2 separate regions of the Homo sapiens genome follow, and region 2 is linked to region 1. A link is a loop called in an ENCODE intact Hi-C map of the cell type or tissue named here. Cell type or tissue: chondrocyte. All regions are shown on one strand. Each heading gives the region's core, and the rest is flanking DNA. Links, peaks and the distances in the headings are about the cores only. Region 1 overlaps TNFSF8 (TNF superfamily member 8). Region 2 overlaps WHRN (whirlin).

Region 1 (17,226 bases), core at 12,377-14,876:
AGGCCATTAAGGGGAGGCTGTTAAGTGAGCATGCTATAGAAACTGCATGCTATTTGCAAGTGGTTGTGGTTTTCCTGCCCAACCCACCACCACTGGACGGTATATAAGGTGAATATGTTGTCCAGCCTGCTGCCATGAGATCATTTCTGTCCGTAAAGCAGTTTTCCTGTTCAGCTCACTGCCACTGGACTCTCTCCCCTGTATGTAAGCCCCCAATAAAACCCCACATCTTGTTTGCTGACTCTACACCTCTTCTTTAGCCTCTTGAACATGGTGCCTTCCCTGTTGAGCTAATAGGAGTTCGGCACAAGAAGAAGTTATTTGGAATGCCCCATGACACTTCCCACTACCCAAGGTACTCCCTCCACCTGACATTCATTCCATTTAGCAATCCAGAAAAATCCACTGTAAATCTTCCCAGGAGCGAGCCCTGTGTGAGGTTATGTGGGGAGGTCCCCAGTGGAAGGGGCAAGACCCTGTCTTCTGGGAACTCTGTTAAATTGAGCAGATGAAGCCCAAACACCAAGTTCTTGGGTTCCGGGCAGAATGGCACAGAATGCCACAGAGCAAAGGAGAAGTCATTTCTGCTTGGGATGAAGGAGGAGTTTGTAGAAGAGCTAGAACAAAAGCCAGGCTTCCAAGAATTACAACAGTCATGGCTTATTCCCAAAGTCTTATTTTGAAAATGTTCAAACCTACAGAAAAGTGGAATGGCAAATGCTAATATAACCTTGGCACCTAGATTGCTGTGTCAATATCTTGCTGTATTTTTGCTCTCTCTATATAAGGATATGAAAGTAAGCTGGAGGCAGCATGACCTTTCACTCACATGTACTTCAGTACCCATCTCTTAACTAACTGCAATGCCATTATCATTGCCAAGAGAGTTAATATTAATTCAATAATATCATCTAATAATAATATATGGTCCATATTTTAATTTCTTTACTTGTTCAAAAATGTCTTATAGGTATGGCTGTTGTGTTTTTGTTTGTTTGAACCAATCTAGGGTCACATACTGTGTTATGATAATATCTGTTTTAATCTAGAACTTTGCTTTTTAAAGTGTGGTCCTGGGCCTTGTTAGAAATTCAAAATCTCAGGGCTCACCCCAGATCTCCTGAATCCGAATCTGCATTTTAACAAGCTCCTCAGGTGATCTGTATGCACATTAAAGTTTGAGAAGCACCGAGCTAAAATCTCCTTTGCCCTTTGGTGTTTGTTTTAAATAACATTGACCTTTTTTTAAAGGGTCCAGGCCAATTCTGTTGTAGAAATCCATTCATAGCCTGGATTTGTCTTAGTATTAACTCATGGTTATACTCAGATGAAACATTTTTAGTAAGAATAGTATATAGGTAATTCTATATACGTCTTATTGTAGCACAGCTAGAGACATATGTCAGGTTGTCCCATTTTTTTTGACTATAGGTTTAGTCACTTGATTAAAGCGGTGACCACCAACTATCGCCTTTGTAAAACATTTTTTCTTTCTCATTAACAAGTAATCTGGCCAGGAGCAGTGGCTCATGCCTGTAATCCCAACACTTTGGGAGGCAAAGGTGTGTGGATCACTTGAGGCCAGGATTTCAAGACCAGGCTGGCCAACATGGCGAAATCCTGTCTCTACAAAAAATACTAAAATTAGCCGGATGTGGTGGCACACACCTGTAGTCCCAGCTACTAGGGAGGCTGAGGCAGGAGAATCTCTTGAACCCAGGAGGCCAAGGTTGCAGTGAACAGAGATGGCACCACTGCACTCCAGCCTGAGTGACAGAGTGAGATTTCATCTCAAAAAAAAAAAAAGAAAGAAAGAAAGAAAGAAAGAAAGAAAGAAAGAAAGAAAGAAAAAGAAAGAAAAGTAATCTATGTATGGGATAATACTCTGAAGACATAAATACTCTTCACTTGGTGGTTTTGCCATTTCTTAATGATCCTTGTCTGAATCAGCTAATGCACTGAGGGTTGAAAAAGAGGGAATGCCTAAGTCTGTCACTCCTTCCAAATTTATTAGCTGTCATTCTTCTGTAGAGAAGAGCTCCCCATTGGAAAGATGGTGGCAGGAGGAGGAGGAGCAGGATATTCCAGGTGAGGCAAAAGAGAAAGCAGTGGCACAGCCCATAAGAAGGCAAGCCCAGGTGTGAGGAGAGGAATGGTAGGGCCAGAAGTCAGTCCAGATTGTACAGAGGAGAAGAAACGGAACTAGATGATAAAAAGATTTGATAGAAGAGACGGAGAGGACAGGATATCACTGCCATCTTCAAACTAGAAAGATTTCCTAAGCCCATATCTGAGCCCAAATCTATACTCAGCCTCCTACAGCCATCTCTCAAGACCTCAGGTGTTCTGATTGCCTACTGAGTAGTGTATTTAAGACTTTGCTACTCAAGGTGTGGTCCATGGCCTGGCAACATTGGCATCACCTGGATGCTCATCAAAAATGCAAAACCTAAGGGCCCCTCCCTACTGAGTCAGAATCTGCTTTTACCAAAATCCCCCGATGCTGGTCAGTCTTTTAAAGTGGGAGAAGCACTGCTTTAAGCCACTGTGGTCCACTTCTCACTTTGGCAGACCATGTGCTCCCAGTAAAAATAGTCTTCCCCTGAGGATTTTCTATGACTTCTATTCACTTTTCCATGAAATTTCAGGAGATTTTTCTGCTCAGCTTTATCCTGCCCTCATCTAGAGAGGCAATGTAGCAGGACATTGAAGAGCAGTGCCTTCAAAGTCAAACACCTAAGTTTGAATCCCTTCTGTGCTATTCGCCACCTGTGGGACCTTCTATAAACATTATCACATTATGAAATCACTTCTCTAAGTCTTGATGAATCCGTAACTCTTGGGGTCAAGTTAAAGGCCAAATGAAATAGTGCATGTAGAGTAACCCTCATTAAGTGCCCAATGAATTAGCTTGAAAATAAGAGGTATCCTTGGCAAAAGTCCCTTTGGGCCATGAGCCAGAGCCCACCTTACAAGACTATGTGAGGGCAACAAGGAAAGGAATGTGGACTTCCCCTGGCATATTCCAAACAGAGCTGCCTTTGATCATTTTTGGTCCACGGGGGCATTTTGTGTCCAAAGCAAATTCAGGAGCTCATTGCATCTGCTGATCATTCCTCTGTGAAAAGAAACAAGCCTTTCAAGGTATTGAGGCAAATTAAGCACATCATTAACACCAAGGCAGTGCTCAAAATAGCTATGCTTTTCAAATACTTGCTAACACTTTATAATATCTTATGATGTCCACAATAACCCAGTGGAAAGATGGATGATTAGCCATCTAACCACTGATTAAAGGAGAAGAAAACACTCCAAGGCAAGGAAGATGGTTGGGATGGGGGTCATTTTACCTGGAGACAAACAGGTTAAACATGACCATTCCTCCCTCCATACATGAAAATAACTTTATTACTGTTGGGAATACTCATCAGACATCTACAGAGGCCAAAAACAGAGGAAGTACACTTAAGGAAGTATACCTCGTTGATAACCACGGAGACAAAGTTTCCTGAGCTACTCAGTGGAGCTGAGAATGAAAACCTGGGAGAGTCCATTTGTTTGTGCCTGCATTCAGCCTAGGCACTACCTTACACAAAGCCAAGTCATTGAGCAAGATAGTTCACATTTCCTGAGCTAGGACCCAGATCCCCAGACAAGATTAGGGAGAGAATTCTAGGACTGGGGGACATCTTGCCAAAGAGGAGTTGGTGAACAACACTTAGTGTAATACCTGTTTATGAACAGTCTTCACTGAATTTCAACAGCCATCATCTCCTTAGACATTGCTTCTCCACCTCCAAATGCAGGGACTGCTTATGGGAGAGGGGAGGAGGGAGGAATGAGCTCTTCTATCCTTTGTTTCTGGAAACAGCATCTCTCCTAGGGCAGTGGAAAGTACACCAGAGAATTTCAGTCCAAGATCTGCCTCTGACTCATGAGTGCCTTGGTTTCCTCCTCCATAAAATTAGCTTGATGGACTGAAAGATGTCTCAATCTCCCTCTGGCTTTGATTGTCTAATCTTGACTACCATGGGTAGCTAGGAGAAGCTGTAAAGACCTCATCCCAAGAGCTCTTCAAAATAGGAATAGTCACGCTTCTGTCATGGACTTCCTGGGCCCTGGGTGAAGGTTTAAATGACAGGTTTCTTTCCTGTTTGAGATGCTCTGCTTTTGACATCCCATGTCTGAAATTAGGAAACCAGAATGCATTCAAGTGACAGAGAGAAAAGAGGCTTTCCTTGACCCCCATATAAATTAGGTCCTCCTCTCTGATATTACTTCTCACAGCTGTGCTATTCAAAGTGTTCTGTGGGCCAGGAGTGTCAGTATTACTCGAAAGCTGCCAGAAATACAGAATGTTGGCCAGGTGCGGTGGCTCACGCTTGTAATCCCAGCACTTTGGGAGGCCCAGGCGGGCAGATCACAAGAGGTCAGGAGTTCAAGACCAGCCTGGTCAACATGGCGAAATCCCGTCTCTACTAAAAATACAAAAATTAGCCGGGGGTGGTGGTGGGCCCCTGTAGTCCCAGCTACTGGGGAGGCTGAGGTAGAGGAATTGCTCGAATCCAGGAGATGGAGGCTACAGTGAGCCGAGATTGCGCCACTGCACTCCAGCCTGGGTGACAGAGTGAGGCTCCATCTCAAAAAGAAAAAAATGCAGAATGTTAAACTCCCCCCAAATCTGCAGAATCAGAATTTGCATTTTAACGAGACTCCCAGGTGATTCATATGCACATTGAAGTTCTAACAGCACTACCTTAAAGCACTATGATTCTTTTCCTCCATAGCTCTTGCCACAACCTGCAATTCTAATTACACATTTATTTATATTTTTTAAATGGCTGCCTTAATGACTAAAGCATAAAATCCATAGGATGTCTTTTAGTGACTAACGTAGTTCCTACCACAGACCAGGTGCTCATTCAAGGTGTGCTGCATGAATGATTCTCTAGGACTTCCCGAACTGCTAGCAGCCTCTGCAATGATGGCTGTACCAGGTTTGCTATTCTAGCCTCTCTCACTGTCCCTGTATATGTCCCTGGGCAGCTTGATGAATTTGATGATTGTGGTAAGACATTTCAATGCAGATATTTTTCTTAGTGCATTTGCACATCATGCTAATCAATGGTCACGCTTGGCAGTAAGTTGTAAGTTGTTTATTAAATTTTAAAATGTTGTGTGTTGTCTCACAAGGGCAACATAAAGGGGAATTTTGTGATATCAAGTTTTCCTGCAAACTGCATGCATAACTGAAAGACTACAAAAACTTAGCTTTGTTAGGTTAAAAGCTTTCAACTAAGGCAACAAAGTCGTAGACTGTTACAGTAGGAAGGGCCTTCCAGGACAAGTTTGCCTCCCTTCCCCTGAGAAGGTAGGGCCCAAATGTTTAAGCTGACTTCCCCCATCTCCAGATTGGTGCTGTGCCAGGGCTTTGCCTTCAGGAGACCTCCTTGACTCACTACCAACCTCTTGCACTAGAGAAGAGATCCATTCATAAGAAAACAAGCTTTCAGCGGAAGGCAAATGACAGACCTCCCAGGGAAATGTTACAATAATAGGGGAACTCCAGATGGTCCTAGTGTTCATACAGAACACTAAGAAAATAAGCTGTGGGCGGCTGCTAATTTCTTGCTTTGGTAGAGGTTAGGAAGTTGGTTTTTTCGCATACACACGCTCACACCTCTCTAGGTCTTTACTAATATTTTAATTCAATGCAATACAGGAGATTCCAACCTGGGCAGGTCAAAAGATGAATAAAATACTTCATTCCTTATTGGCAGAATATTGTATGGGTGTCTCCATGGCTGGAGAGAAAGGGGAGGGACAATCAGGGTGTGAAACTTAGTGTCTGAAGAATTTATTAGGGGAAAAGAACTGTGCCTCTCTGCTTCTGTTAACTCCTTGTTGAGAGTCCTTGAACTAGAACCTCCCTTTAGTCACCTTCAATCCCCAGCCCAGGATTCCCTCCTTCAAAAGACAATCTGTTTCTATCAACCTCTTATTTGTGTAAATATTTATGTATATATTTATTACAGAATAAATAATATACTATGTAAATGTTTAAATATATAATATGCATTTGTATGTATACTACATGTGTATACATATTTGTATATTTAAATATAAACTTGTAATAAATCCATAAGGATGGGGACCCAATTTAATTATGTATGGTGTCCTCACAATGCTTGGCATATAAACACACAATTAATTCAGAATTTCCAACCACAGGAGACATAGAGATGTACCTTCCCAGGTATGTTTACAACATACGTTCACAGATGAATCAAACATGGAAAAAAAAAAAACACATCTACTTTTATGATATACTTGATTATTCTCATGTTGACCAGAAGGAAAAAAAAAGAAAAAAACACCCAAACATATGGAGGGGGGAAAAGCACCAGATTGGGAGTTGAGTCCTGGCTCTAGCCGAGTGTGATAGCTCACACCTGTAATCCCAGCACTTTGGGAGGCTGAGGCGGGTGGACCACAAGGTCAGGAGTTCGAGACCAACCTGGCCAATATGGTGAAACCCTGTGTCTACTAAAAATACAAAACTTAGCTGGGTGTGGTGGTGGGTGCCTGTAGTCCCAGCTACTCTGGAGACTGAGGCAGGAGAATCACCTGAACTGGGAGGCGGAGGTTGCAGTGAGCCAAGATAGTGCCACTGCACTCCAGCCTGGCAACAGAGCAAGACTCCTTTTTTTAATTAGCTGAGTGTAGTGGTGTGCACCTGTACTCCCAGCTACTCAGGAAGCTGAGGCAAGAGGATCGCTTGAACTCAGGAGGATGAAGCTGCAGTGACCCATGATCATACCACTGCACTCCAGCATGGGTGACAGAGTAAAACTTTGTCTAAAAAAAAAAAAAAAGTCCCAGCTCTGGTCCCTGATCTTCTATAAATTAACTATGTGGCCCTAGGCAAGTCATTTTATCTCACTCAACCCCGTGTCTCTTGCCTGTGGAACGGGGACAGTAATCCTCATCTTGCATTTCTAATAGATTGTCAAACAAATGGATAGAAAGCCCATTGGAAACTACATCAGTGAATTAATTTTTAAAATTCAGGTGGAGGATGAATTGTAAATTGCACAGTACTTTAAGGACAACAAAATGAAAAAGAAAAAAAAAAGTTGTTTCAACTGAATGTCACACCTCATGCTGCTTTTTTCTTTCTTTTCTTCCAGGACTCCATTCCCAACTCACCTGACAACGTCCCCCTCAAAGGAGGTAAGATCTTGGAATTAGGTGTAAATGTGTAGTAAGTCATCTAGATAAATGCCATAAAGTGTGAAACCTGATTATCAACCAGAAACAACTCTATGACATGACCCAACAGTAAAGTGGGTAGGGGTGGAGGCAAGGGCTGTTCAGGACTGAGCTGATGCACCTGAATTCATCTTAGCAGCTCCTGAACTCATCCCCACAAGTCTCCCACCAGCTCTTGACACTCCCACTAATGAAAATTCTACCTCTGGCATAGGCAGGACTGCAAGGCAGTGTTGTGTTAAATGCTTGAAACCTGAAATCAGATAAATGGGGGAATGAATCTTGGCTTGACTTCCCACTGGGGAGCCTCAACTCCTCATCTGTTAAATGGGAATAATAATAATACTCACCTCATCAAGGTATTGGAGAAGCCATTCAGATCTCATCTGTAAATTGCTTGGCATGGCAACCAGCACATAGTAATCATTAAATAACTAGTAATAGCTAAAATGCATAATGAAGTCAAGGACTTGTGAAAACAGACTTCCTCCTCACTCCTATATTTCCAATCATTGAAGTCACTAATTAACACGTCGTCTCTACTAGCCTCAGAGAGATGATATGCCGAGTTCAGTTAACATCGATGATGAGAAATTTTCAGATGACCTGATTAATGTTTTTATTGCTCAGAGAAGGAAAAGGAAGACCCAGAGAGGGAAAGTGAAGTATCTCGTCCAAGGTCATACAAAGCCAAGCCTAGAACCCAGAAAGATGTCCTCATCTCTGATACAGTGTCTTTTCTGCCCAAGAACACCAACTCCCATCTCAGTCCTGTAACCTTTAGAACCTAGATGGCAAACACAGCTGGATAGCCAGAAAGCTCAGAGCAAAAAGTAAGGAAGTGAGTTAATGTAGGCACCAGGGTAGTGGCACAAGAGTGTCCTTGAGACCAGAGGACACAGATGACTGGACACAGCTCCTCACACTCACAGCATCACACTTGGAGTGTCCTTCAAGTTTCCCTTGCCCATGCCTTTCCTGTGGTTTATCACCCAGAGACTTCAAAAATAGGGGCAAAAGTCCCCAAAAGACAGGGATTCTGGATCTTTCAAGGCAGACTAATAATCATAGCCTTGTCAACAATATCTCATTTTGGCTGGAATTACTTAGCATGTGACCTCAGTTCCTACCATGTCTATGTAAACAGTCACATTAATATTAAAAGGAGCATAGTAGAATGCAGGGGTAAGCAAACTTTTTCTACGAAGGGCCAGATAGTAAACGTTTAGGCTTTGGGGGTCACTATGTCTCTGTTGCAATTAGTCAGCTCTGCTGTTGTAGTGCTGAGCCAGGCTGACTACACGCAAATAAGTAACCACGGTTGCATTTCCATAAAACGTTATTTATCAAATGAGGTGGTGGGCTGGATTTGGCTTATGAATTGGAGGAGTCACTGCAGGCTTTGGAGACAGATGTTTCAGTTAAACATGTAATGCACGTTCACACGGAGCTTTGGAAAAACCAAAAGGCTCTGAGTGAATATAACTTGCCCCTCCCCACTCCCACTGTTCCACCACCACCTCCACCCAGACTTTCCAAGGAAGATGGAAACTTTTCATTTTTTGACAGGGAGAAGGGATTTTTAACATGAACACGGTCTCAGTGACGAGGATAGTTTTGATTAGGTAATAAGACCTTAGCCATTCTGGATCTCAGTTTCCTCGCCTAAAGAGCACTTCAATGCAAAGTCGCCAAGCATAGGGGCTCTAACTAGTATTCTGGTACCATAATAAAGTTGATAAAGTTTTCATCAGTCCAAAGTGAAGTACAAAAAATAAGGACACGGTAGCCCCCTTTTCACAGGGCCAACTATATCTAATGTAAGAGGCACTCTTCCTCTGAGACGGTCCTTCATTTTTGTGTGTCAAAATGTCCTTTTTTTACAACATGAAGTTGATATAGACAGGAGTTAAGTTGGCTTGTTTTTTGCCAGAGTTATTTTGTTTTGTTTTAATCATCACAATAGGCAAAATAAAAAGCTGTCCACTTCATATTGGTCTCTGAATTTTCATTCTGGGGAGAAATTTCCTGGGTCTATAAAGTCCAAACTTTTCACAACCATGGACGAAATCACTTATCACATTTCTTCTTATCTGGACCATGAATGGGAATATCAGAACACAAAGTAATCAAAACCAACCTCAGTTTACAATTCAATGTTTCCACAACCAGATTTTTTTAAATGCTAATAATATTCGGTTGGTGTAAAAGACATTGCAGCTTTTGCCGTTATGTTCAATGGCAAAAACCATGATTACTTTTGCACCAACTCAATAATCCCCATGGGACTGTGAAACTTTTGTTAAAGACCTTCCCATACCTCCTTTGGGTTCATTCTCACCTCAACCCTGTGAGCAAGCCACAGCAACATGGGGAATAGTCTTCCCATTTTGCAGATGATGCGCTGAGGCCTAAAGAAGCCAGGTGATTTGCCCAAGGTCATACAAGGAGTTAATGGCCAAGTGAGAATCCGGGGCTCCTCCCTCTTCTCCCTGCATGACCGGCTTCCACCATGAGATGCCAGTGACCTGCTGGAGGCAGTACCTGACTTTCTCTTGCTTTTAATGCAAGTCAACATCCCCTTAATTCAGCAATCTGCAGAGACACTGTAGTAGGGTGAGGTAGAAAAAATATTCCTGGGCTCCAGAACTGACCACATCAACAAGTCTTTTCTCCTCTCTGAGCCTCATCTGTAATATAACAGCAATGTACTAAATGCCCTGGAGGAGTCTCTCCAGCTTTGACCCTTTATGAGACTATAATTCTTTTGTACAATATGTAAAAATAGAAGAAAAAAAACCTAACAAAAATCTCAAGGAAATCTGAAGTCACAGCTTCCTTCCCCAACGAACCCAGCTTAAACAGGCACAGAAGCAGTAAATTGTCCCTTTTGAAAAAAGCCATTGCAAGACATTCCAGGCAGAGGGGAACCATCTTTCAGGTACTCTTGGGAGGAAGCTTCAGGGGCAGCATGTGGTTTGTCACTAGAAAGGAAAAGGGCAGAAGCTAGACACCTTCTAGGGAGCCCTTTTTCACTGGCTGTTGAAAATCTTCCACCATCAGCAGAAAATCAGCAGTGGCTCAGAGCCTGGGATGTAGAGCTATGTGCACATGCTAAAGAAAAAACACAGGATACACTTCGCTACAGAGGAAACACCAAAAATCAAACCCTTTTGGGTAATGAAAGGATTTCTGAGTCCTATCACAAGCTTCCCATTCCTGGCCAGGATAGCCCCCAGCCAACTGACACCTCACAGGCAGTAAGCCAGGAAGAGCGCCTGGGAGGAGAACCTTTCCCCCACACCCTTCTCCTTTCTGGGTTTTAGTTTTCTCACCCAGAAGACAGAGTTAATAATGATTTTTGCATGAAGCCACCATGAGGATGAAATGGGACAGCAATTGGACCCTCATCTGATACCTGGTTGAACCTATGTCCTTTGGGCATAGGATCCACTCTGTTCTTTCATATCCAGATAAAATGTTCCCATCTCATTTCACAAATGTCACGGAACCAAGGAGAATGTTGTAAAGAGAGTGAAGCTCATCCTTCTCCTCATCACTCCTTGTTTCACTTTTCTGCTTCCACCAAATTTTGAATCTCATGTCTGCACATGGTTTCTGGCTTATTTGCCCAAATCAGAGAAGACAGCCACTTTTGCCTTGATTTCCAAGTTTGAATAGTAACCCACATTTATGAATAGCGACATCTACAGAAGGATTTGGGGTATGCAGAGAAGCTGGTAGGGCAGTGTAGCACATCCCAGTGCAGCCCAGCAGATGACACAGAATTGAATATTAGGTCCCTCTGTTCTTGCAAGACCTCAGCTATTCCAGCCACTGGGAATTTCTCAAGGGACAGCTATCCTCCCTGGGGTTCAGCCCTCTGACACCTGAACTGACTCACTCTCCTTCCTGTCTTAATGTCCTTCTCCCATTTCCCCTCCACTTTCCACTTCCCTCATAAACTCTGCAGAAATTCAAATTGTTCTGACTTTGATTTGCAGAATGATTCTGGTCCTTTGATCTCACCTCTGGGCCTTCTCAATATACCCTGGCCCTTTTTATAACAAATCACCCCACCAAATGATAGCTCTTACCTGCACTAGAAGAATTCTGTAGTCAGTGTTCTTTCTTGTACTCCCTCATTGCATCCGTATGAGGCCACGGCAGAGTGAGAATAATGAACGTTGACAGGCATCACTATGTGCCAAGAATTGGCTGAGTACTTAGTAATTCACTCATGCAGTTCTCACAGTAAGCCCCCAGGAATCATAATTAGCCCCATTTTATAGGTAAGGAAACTGGAGCACAGACAGGCTTGTTGCCTTGCCTAAAATTTCAGAGCTGGTTAGGAGGGGTGAGACCTCAAATCCAGCGTATCCACCTTGCAGCCCTTGTGCTTAGCTGGGATTGTATTGTAGACCATCTGGGAAAACTCAGTACCGCAAATCCTTCCAGTGCCCCTACCTGCTGGCCAAGTCTACATATCCCCTTCCAGGGCTCTATCAGCTCTATCACTTCTTCGGCACCTGCGGCCCCCAGCTCTTGGCTTTCATGTCTCAGAAGTGCACTCTCTGTTACCAAGCTCAGGGTCACAGAGGGCCACACGCATGGGTTTGAATGAGGTGAAGTGCTGAGGGGAAACATGGTCCATGGCGAGGGTTCTAGAGGCTGAATTTCAGCTCTGGCTTTGCAGCTGAAGGGTCATGTGCCTTGGGACAATTCCTTCCCCACTGCCTACCAGTTAAGACAGATTTGTCTTTCCTACAAATGTAATGTAGCCTCCAACACCCAAAGGTTCCTGGAGGCCCTAAGGAAGTTGGAACAGTGGATAGACCTCGTGTGGGTCCTGACAACTCCACCCTCGCCTGAATTCAGTCTGTAGCCAAAGTTGGGGTATGAAATGCAGAGGACTGGCCCAGGAATTTGGAATGCTGACATTCAAGTCTTGGGACTTGAAGCAATTCACTTTCCCTCTCAGGGTCTTGGGTTTCCTGTTTTCTAAAATATCAGAAGTGAGGGGAACAAGCCAGATGTCCTAACCCTGAGATGGATTTTGCTTTGATTATAGCGTTCTATGAATCAAACAAATATCTTAGGATTCTTTGACCACTTTAACATTCTAACATTTGCAATTTTATAAGGCGTGGCAGCTACCCTCCTTGCCCCTCCACTTGCTAAAAAGAAAATGGCATTAAAGAAGACGAAGTGAGGTTGGCTCTCTAATTTTACCAAATGAACCCACCCCAAAGAAACAATAAAAGCTGCACCTTGAAGGCAGTGACATTAATCCAAGACTAGGTTCTCACTAAGACCCAACTATCCCTCATGTCCCATGGTCACAATCAGATGACAGCCGCCCTAGCGGAACACCACACTGGAAGCAGTCAAGAGGCAACGTGCACTTTGGGAGGCTGAGGCGGGTGGATCACAAGGTCAAGAGATCGAGACCATTCTGGCCAACATGGTGAAACCCTGTCTTCAAAAAAAAATACAAAAATTAGCTGGGCATGGTGGCACACGCCTGTAGTCCCAGCTACTCAAGAGGCTGAGGCAGGAGAATCGCTTGAACCCCAGAGGCGGAGATTGCAGTGAGCCAAGATCGCACTACTGCACTCCAGCCTGGCAACAGAGTGAGGGAGGGTAAGGGAGAGAAAGCAGGCCCATTCCTTGAAATTGTTTTGTTATGTATTTCATTCAAACTATCTAGACACAACATGTGTTGGCTTAAGTTTCTACATTTCAAGCAGCACAAACCATGGACTAGGGCACAGGACTCAACCACTGTTTGGTATAGTTTGGGTGGTAGACACCAGGCTCATTTTTATGCATTATCTCATTTAATCCTCTCTACAACTCTCCATGACAGTTATTTTATTATTCTCACTTTTAAGAAGAAAACAGGACAATTCAAAGAGGCTGCATGATTTTTGCAAAGCCACACAGCTAGTAATGGCAGACGTGGAATTTGAACATAAGTCTGTCTAACTTTCTAAAATTGATTTGAACCCAAAACGAACTTTCTAAAATTGCTGCCATACTTTTGCATTTTGAACAGGTAGGGAGTGTTTTTTTATTAAGGTTATTAGAATGTTAGCAAAATTTACCCTATGTCTCCAGACTCACCTTTCCTTTTAAATTATAGACTTTAAAGATGCTTCTTACTTACCCACAGTAATGTCAATTCAACCTGTGTTTAGTATAAATGAATTCCAAGGAAATGCCCATAGTGTCAGACAGGTTTACTAACTGTTGCAGATACACTGCAACAAGTCAGGACTGAAAAGACCTTAACATCCCAAGGAAAGTAGGTGGGGCAGGGGGCGGGGGGAGGCAGGATTTAAATTATTTAAAGGAATTCCAACTTGACCTTAATTTATATTTACTGATCACTTCCTATGTGCTCAGTCAGCACTAAGTGTGTTCATATGGGCATTCTCCAAATCCTTTTGGAAATCAGGGTCACCTAGTGGTCCTTTGTTTAACAAATGGTCCATCCTGCAGTTTATCTCTCTATTACTAGTTGGCTTAGTGATATCAAGGAATTGGTCAAAAGCCTCAATTACTTTTGCACCAACCTAATAGTTGAAATGACCCTTGCTCAGGTTAAGGACTCACTTTGAATCCAAATTTTATCCAGAGGGGAGAGACTGTCCTCTAGATGTCACTGTTGGGACTCTCCTGGATATTGTCCCTGAAGCCTGGAATGAAGAAGCCAGGGCATGGCAGATGCAGAGTCATTAGGATAATCCCTTTCCTTCTTGGAAGGATTAAAACATTTTTCAACAAATGTAAAGAGGATTCAGCACACATTCCTGGAAGCATCAGATAGCCTTAAACACTTAGGTACTTAATTGAGAAGCTCCCGTCCATCAAATAATGTCATGAGCTTCATTTTAATGAGCATTTCATCTGCCAATTCACTCTGCTAAGTGGCATTGCTAAACTGTGCCACTATAACAACAAAGAAAAGAGGAGTAAGGCAGAAAGAATCTACTTTACTGAGTGTCTCCTCTAGCCACAGGCCACACTGATCACTTGACATCCACGGTCTCATTGCATCTTCATGACATCCATACATTTAGGTTGATTGTTTTAATTCTCACTTAATGGATGTGGCAGCTGAGGCTCAGTAAGGGGAAATGACAGATCCAGAGCTAAAAGCTATGACCAGAATTCAGGTGCTCTTTTTGCGATGCATCGTGTCTTCCTTGTTCTTATATCAAAGGTGCTGTACATCTGGAAGGTACCTGGCACTCAAACCACATACCATCTGGCCGGGATGGTTGGCTTGGTCTGTTTTGCCATGGTAGAGCCGCCTTGAGCATATTTGCATCTTTATGTGCCCATGACTTGTAACTTGGCAGTGTTCAGCACATGGGCCTGAAGTCATCTGCTGGCATTCTCCCACAAGATGGAACCCAGGAGCTCATTAGTGCTTGTTTTCCCAGCACCTCCAGCTGTCTTGTCAGTTTTCAGTTCCAGTGTCTGTAGTGGCTGCAAACCCACTTCTTCCTGCATTTAACCCTTCCTATTCCACAGGAATACTGAAAGTCAGAGAAGAGCCCTGGATTAGAAGTCAGAAGCCCTGTGTTCTGAACCCAGCTCCACCATTTACCTACTGTGGAGTCTTGGGCCAGACCCTAGTCTCTCTGGGTAGTCTCGCCACTCCTAAAACTAGGATCTCTGTTAGCATGGCATTTAGTGACCCTTTCTGTCTAATATTGTGAAATCTCAAGGTGAGAGCTAGTCTTAAGGTTTCCATAATCTTGACCTTCTAGAATATGCTCCTTTCACCACCTCGAGCAACCTCTCTTTCTATCTCTCTCCTCTGTGTGAAACTGGCCAGGAGGGTTTTGTTGGCACATCTTTCTCTTCAGCCTCTCAAACAAAACCACAGAAAGTCCCATGATCCTTCTAGAAGAGGCTAAAGCTTGGAAAGATGATTTACAAAGCTGATGCATCTGAAAGCTTTGGTCCTCAGGGAAGTTCAGGCAGTGCTAGGGTTGTCTGAAAGATAGACTGCCCTACAGAAAGAGTAAGGAGCCCTGGTCTCTGGTCCTGTCTCTCTCACTAACTCTCTGGATGACCTAGGATCAGCCTGCCATAGGGGCAACATTGAGGAGCACATGGGTTATGTGTTCACCAAGCCTGAACCAGGCCATCTCAGGGAACTTTCATTTCTCCAAACTATGCAAATCCTTACAGAACCAGACTATTCATAACTTAGATTGTCCTCAGAGCTAAAATATTCTGTTCTACTACTGCAGGTGTCTGAAAACCTGAATGTGTGAAGACACAGTCTCCTACCTTGGGTAATGCAACATGCCCATAAAGATAGACAGGTGCAGCTGGGACCGACTCCCCATCCCAAACCTTCCCACCCCCACCACCAGCAGGTCTGATAGGGGATGGCTGAGTCTATACAGCCTGCTGAAATAAGCTAGGTAGGCCCTTTAAGACAGATCATCAAATCCACACTGCTCTTCATCTATTATGTTGGTGCAGAAGTAATTGCAGTTTTTGTTATTGCTTTTAATGCCAAAACCACAATTACTTTTGCACAAACCTAATAGGGACACTAGAGCCCAGAGAGGAGAAATCCCAGGATTCTAACTCCCAGGTCATCAACTCAGCCGTGACTTGCAGACAGTTCTCACTTCCCCCACTCTGATGCTCTGTTCTTCAAACTAAACCTCTCCAGGCATCACTTTTTGCTCCCTCTGCTCCCAGCCTTCAGAATTCCAGGGACATTGCAGAATTTCAGCTGCATGTAATGCCACTATTTATAAGTCACGTTTTTCTGTCTTCCTAACCAAAAAAGAAAGTTATATCATAGACTCACAGGGTGATGAGAAGACTCAGGCCACACGGCTGATGACCCATGAAATGTTCATCTAGCTCTTGATAAGAGCCTCATGACCTCCAAAGCAGCCCACCTCTTTTTTGAGCAGCACTGACTGGTCAACTCTGTGAGCTGCCAGCACTGTGACTCACAGTGTGACATAGGTGTTTTTAGTGTACGTCTTTCCATTGCTGCATCTGAGAAATGGGGATTAGAGCAGTGTTAGCTCTTAGCTGAGGGCTTCATCTCCTTCCTCTTCCACTTGGAGGTTTAGTGCTTGGGCCCCACGGTGTGCCGACAGCCTCATCAAGCATTAAAGGACAGAGGCTGTGCCCTTCTCTGGGGTCTTCTCCAAGTTTAACAGCCCATTCCCTCAATAGCTCCTCTAGTGTCCTGCTTTTAGCCCCTTTCTGAACCAGCTCTGGCAACATCATTCCTAAAAGGGCTGCCTGTGTTTTTCCCTTTAGCTAGAAACCATCTAAATGATTTTTAAAGAAAAACTAAAATATACCATGCCATTTGACTTCAGGAAATGCAAATGTTTCAAAATAAGGTGTTTTTTTTTTCCATCCTCGGGTTTCTCAGAATTACAACTGAGGTCAACCCAAAGGGGAAAAAACAACAAAAGAACCAGAACGTGTGAGAGGCAAGCCTGGGCTTGCACTTCTCCAGCCACCTGTTTACAGAGGCTCACCTGCCATAAGGGGTAAGGAGAACAGTGTAAGAGGGCTTTCGGCCAATGAGCAGAGCCTGTTCTTGATGTTTTGTGCTGGCCTCAGCCCAAGGCATGAATCTTATCTTCCCATCTAATCTAGCCTGACCTGCAATGCCAGTGGGAGAATGAGGCCCTGTGTTATTCTAGCCCTCAGGCAAAAGGCAAGCCAAGCGTCCTGATTCACCTCACTGTTGTCCTAAGTACTTACTCTGTATCCACAGAGGGAAACAAGAAAGATGAACTAGGTGATTCAATTCAACAAATATTTACAGAGCATCTGCTAGACTGGGCAGTGGGGGTTTATAAACAGGAGTCTCTGCCCTGAGGGTTCACTGTCTGATAGAATGGGCAAATAGGCAAAGGAAGTATCCTGGAGGAGCTGACTGCTAGGCTG
Region 2 (2,500 bases), core at 1-2,500, 480 kb after region 1:
TCACAGTTCATTGGATTTTGATCAATACATAATGTCATGTATCAAACATTATAGTGTAATACAGAAGAGTATCACCCCTCTAAAAATCCTCTGTGCTCTACTTCTCATCCTTCCCTGAGCCTCAGGCAACCACTGATCTTTACAGTGTCTCTATCAGTTTGCCTGTTTCAGAATATCACATAGTTGGAACCATGCAGTGTGTAGCCTTTTCAGACTGGCTTCCTCCCCTTAGCAGTATGCATTTAAGGCTTTTCCCTGTGCATTTTTATTTTTCCCCATGAATTTTTGCTGACTTTTCTAACAAAAGCTTGTTGATGTTTTTGTTGGGATAATGTTAAATACATAAGTGAGCTGAGAGAGAGCCGATGTCTGGATAATGCTGAACCCTTTCCAAGAAAAGGGGATATTTTATTTGTTGAGTAATTTTGAGTGTTTTAGAGTGTTTTAGAAGTGTGTGAAGTTTTCTTCATATAGGTGTTGTTAACATTTCTTGTTAAGTTTATTCCTTGGTAGTTTTTTCTCTTCTGTTGCTACTATAAATGAGGTTTCCCCTTCCTTCCATCTTATCTTCCAGCTGGTCACTGTTTGTGTCTGTGAAGGCTGTGGACTTGAGCTTGAGAACTTGATTCTTGCAGGTCTACAGAGCAGCTTGAAGCAGGTGGTAGACTGGATTCTGGTCCAGCTTTGCCCCAACTGCCCAGGAAGCCTTGGACCAGTGACACCCCTCCTCTACCTCTCACCCTAGTTTTCTTTCTTTCAGAATGAGGGGCTGGATTAAATGTACACCATTTCCCAGAGTGTGATTCCTGTAAAAACAAAACTGATTTGTGTTTTTACCTCTTTGTCTTCCCTTTGATTGTAAAAATCAAATGCTCCTTCCCTGCTGCAGCCTGTAGAGCTGGGCTGCATGTACCCAGCCTCCCTACATGCCCTGGCCTTGTCAAATGCAACCTTTACATAAATGGGAAATGTCTCCGGCCTGTCTGCAGGAACCAGAATGGGGAGGGGACTAGCTTGTTTGTATGCCTGCTCATCCATTTATTTAATTGTTTATTCATTCATTCATGGATTCCGTCAGGCATTTGTCAGGTGTTTCCCATGTGCCATTCAAGGGGGTGCAGCGCACTGACTTTGAACTCTCTGTCTGTAGTCTAGTACGATCTCAAACTGTGGGGAGTGAGTGCTGCACGGTGCCCTGGGCGAGGGGGATTAGTGATATCTGCCTTGGAGCTGGAGAAGGCTTCTTGGAGGAGGTGTCATTGGAGCCAAGACCTGGACGTTCAGTAGGTGTTATCCAGGTGAGGAATGAAGGGAAATACGTTTTGGGCAGAGGAACAATGGTCTGGTCTCCAAGGTCTGGAGTGGGGAAAGGGCTCCATCTGTTGAGTGAACTGAGAGATGGCAAGTATGGTTGGATCGGAAAAAAAGCAGTAGGGGAGGAAGGTGCGAGATTGGTTCGGATGCTAATGCCCCTCTCAGGGTAGGCAGAGGAGCTTGGAAGCTACTGGGGCATTTTAAAGGAGGGTGTGACGAGATCAGGTTTGCAGTTTAAATGAATCTGTCTTCTACATAAGGAAAGTATCGGGCAAGGTGGTGAAAGTAGAAGCAGGGAGGCCCCTTAGGAGGCTGTGGTAATGGTCCAGGTGAGAGACAAGGACAGCTGGGATCCGAGTGGAGTTAGTGAAGATGGAGGGTCCTTTTGGAAGGGAAAGTAAAATGCATTGGGCTTGATGATAGATCCAGTGGGTTTGGAATTTTAGGATTGAGCAATGAGATGAGGAGCCCCGGAGAAGGACCAGGCTTGGAGGAAAGGTCAGGGGTTTGATCTGGGGCTGTGTTTAGGCTTGTTCAGGATGGTGGCCATTAGTCACATGTGGCTAGTGAAGTGGAACTTGTGTGACTGGGGGAGTGAATTTTTAATTTTATTGTAATTTAAATGTAAATAATAGTTGTTGGACAGCCTAGTTATAGAACATTTCCATTATTGCAGGTCTGGGTCTCAGAATAGCAATTGGTTTGGCTTCAAATCCCACTCTGCTACTTGCTTGCTGGGTGTCCTTGGGCAAGTAGCTTCACCTCTCTGAGCCTCACTGCTGTCATCTATGAAACACGGACCCTTCCATGTCTCAGGCGGTGCCTATTAAGTTTAGAGCTAAACTGTACAAGGTAGCTGGCCTAAGCAAGGCACTTGGGGTTGGTAATTGTTATTCTTTCTGTGTTTGACCTCTGTAATTTCTCTGTTTACTTTGGAAGCCAGATTTTCCTTTGGGAAGAACTCAGGTTTGACCTTGACTCAGAGTACGACCTTGGGCAAGTTCTTTCCCCTTTCTGGCCTCAGTTTTGATTGATGGCTGGGTTAGAGCAGGCCTTCATTGAGGCTTCCTGTGTGGTGAATAGAGTAAGCAGGTACTAACAACGGATCTGCCAATGTCAGAAGAGAGAACCGGAAGGAAGCATAGACCATATTGGGAGTCAGTGTGCATTAGCCTTGCCGGGTCCA

The links. Peaks named below come from ENCODE experiments on the same cell type or tissue, not always from the same donor. Only the 100,000 strongest peaks of a DNase experiment are listed, where the experiment ranks them.
Region 2: it touches region 1 in a loop (3-fold over the local background); 5 of 110 quality-filtered maps call a loop at or near these places.

The regions. Positions count from the first base shown.
Region 1 is chr9:114,908,103-114,925,328 of GRCh38, reverse strand. TNFSF8 (TNF superfamily member 8) reads left to right here. Exons shown (of 4, transcript NM_001244.4): 2 at 7,191-7,233. Among named protein-coding and RNA genes, the nearest start is that of TNFSF8, 14 kb to the left of the region's middle. RefSeq lists an enhancer at 16,739-17,226. In chondrocyte, for the core only: CTCF peaks have their summits at 13,721 and 13,924 (motif pointing right); no DNase peak of the experiment used is centred there.
Region 2 is chr9:114,433,836-114,436,335 of GRCh38, reverse strand. All of the region lies in intron 3 of WHRN (whirlin), which reads left to right. Among named protein-coding and RNA genes, the nearest start is that of AKNA, 47 kb to the right of the region's middle. RefSeq lists enhancers at 1,323-1,442, 1,008-1,507. In chondrocyte, for the core only: CTCF peaks have their summits at 1,174 and 1,373; no DNase peak of the experiment used is centred there.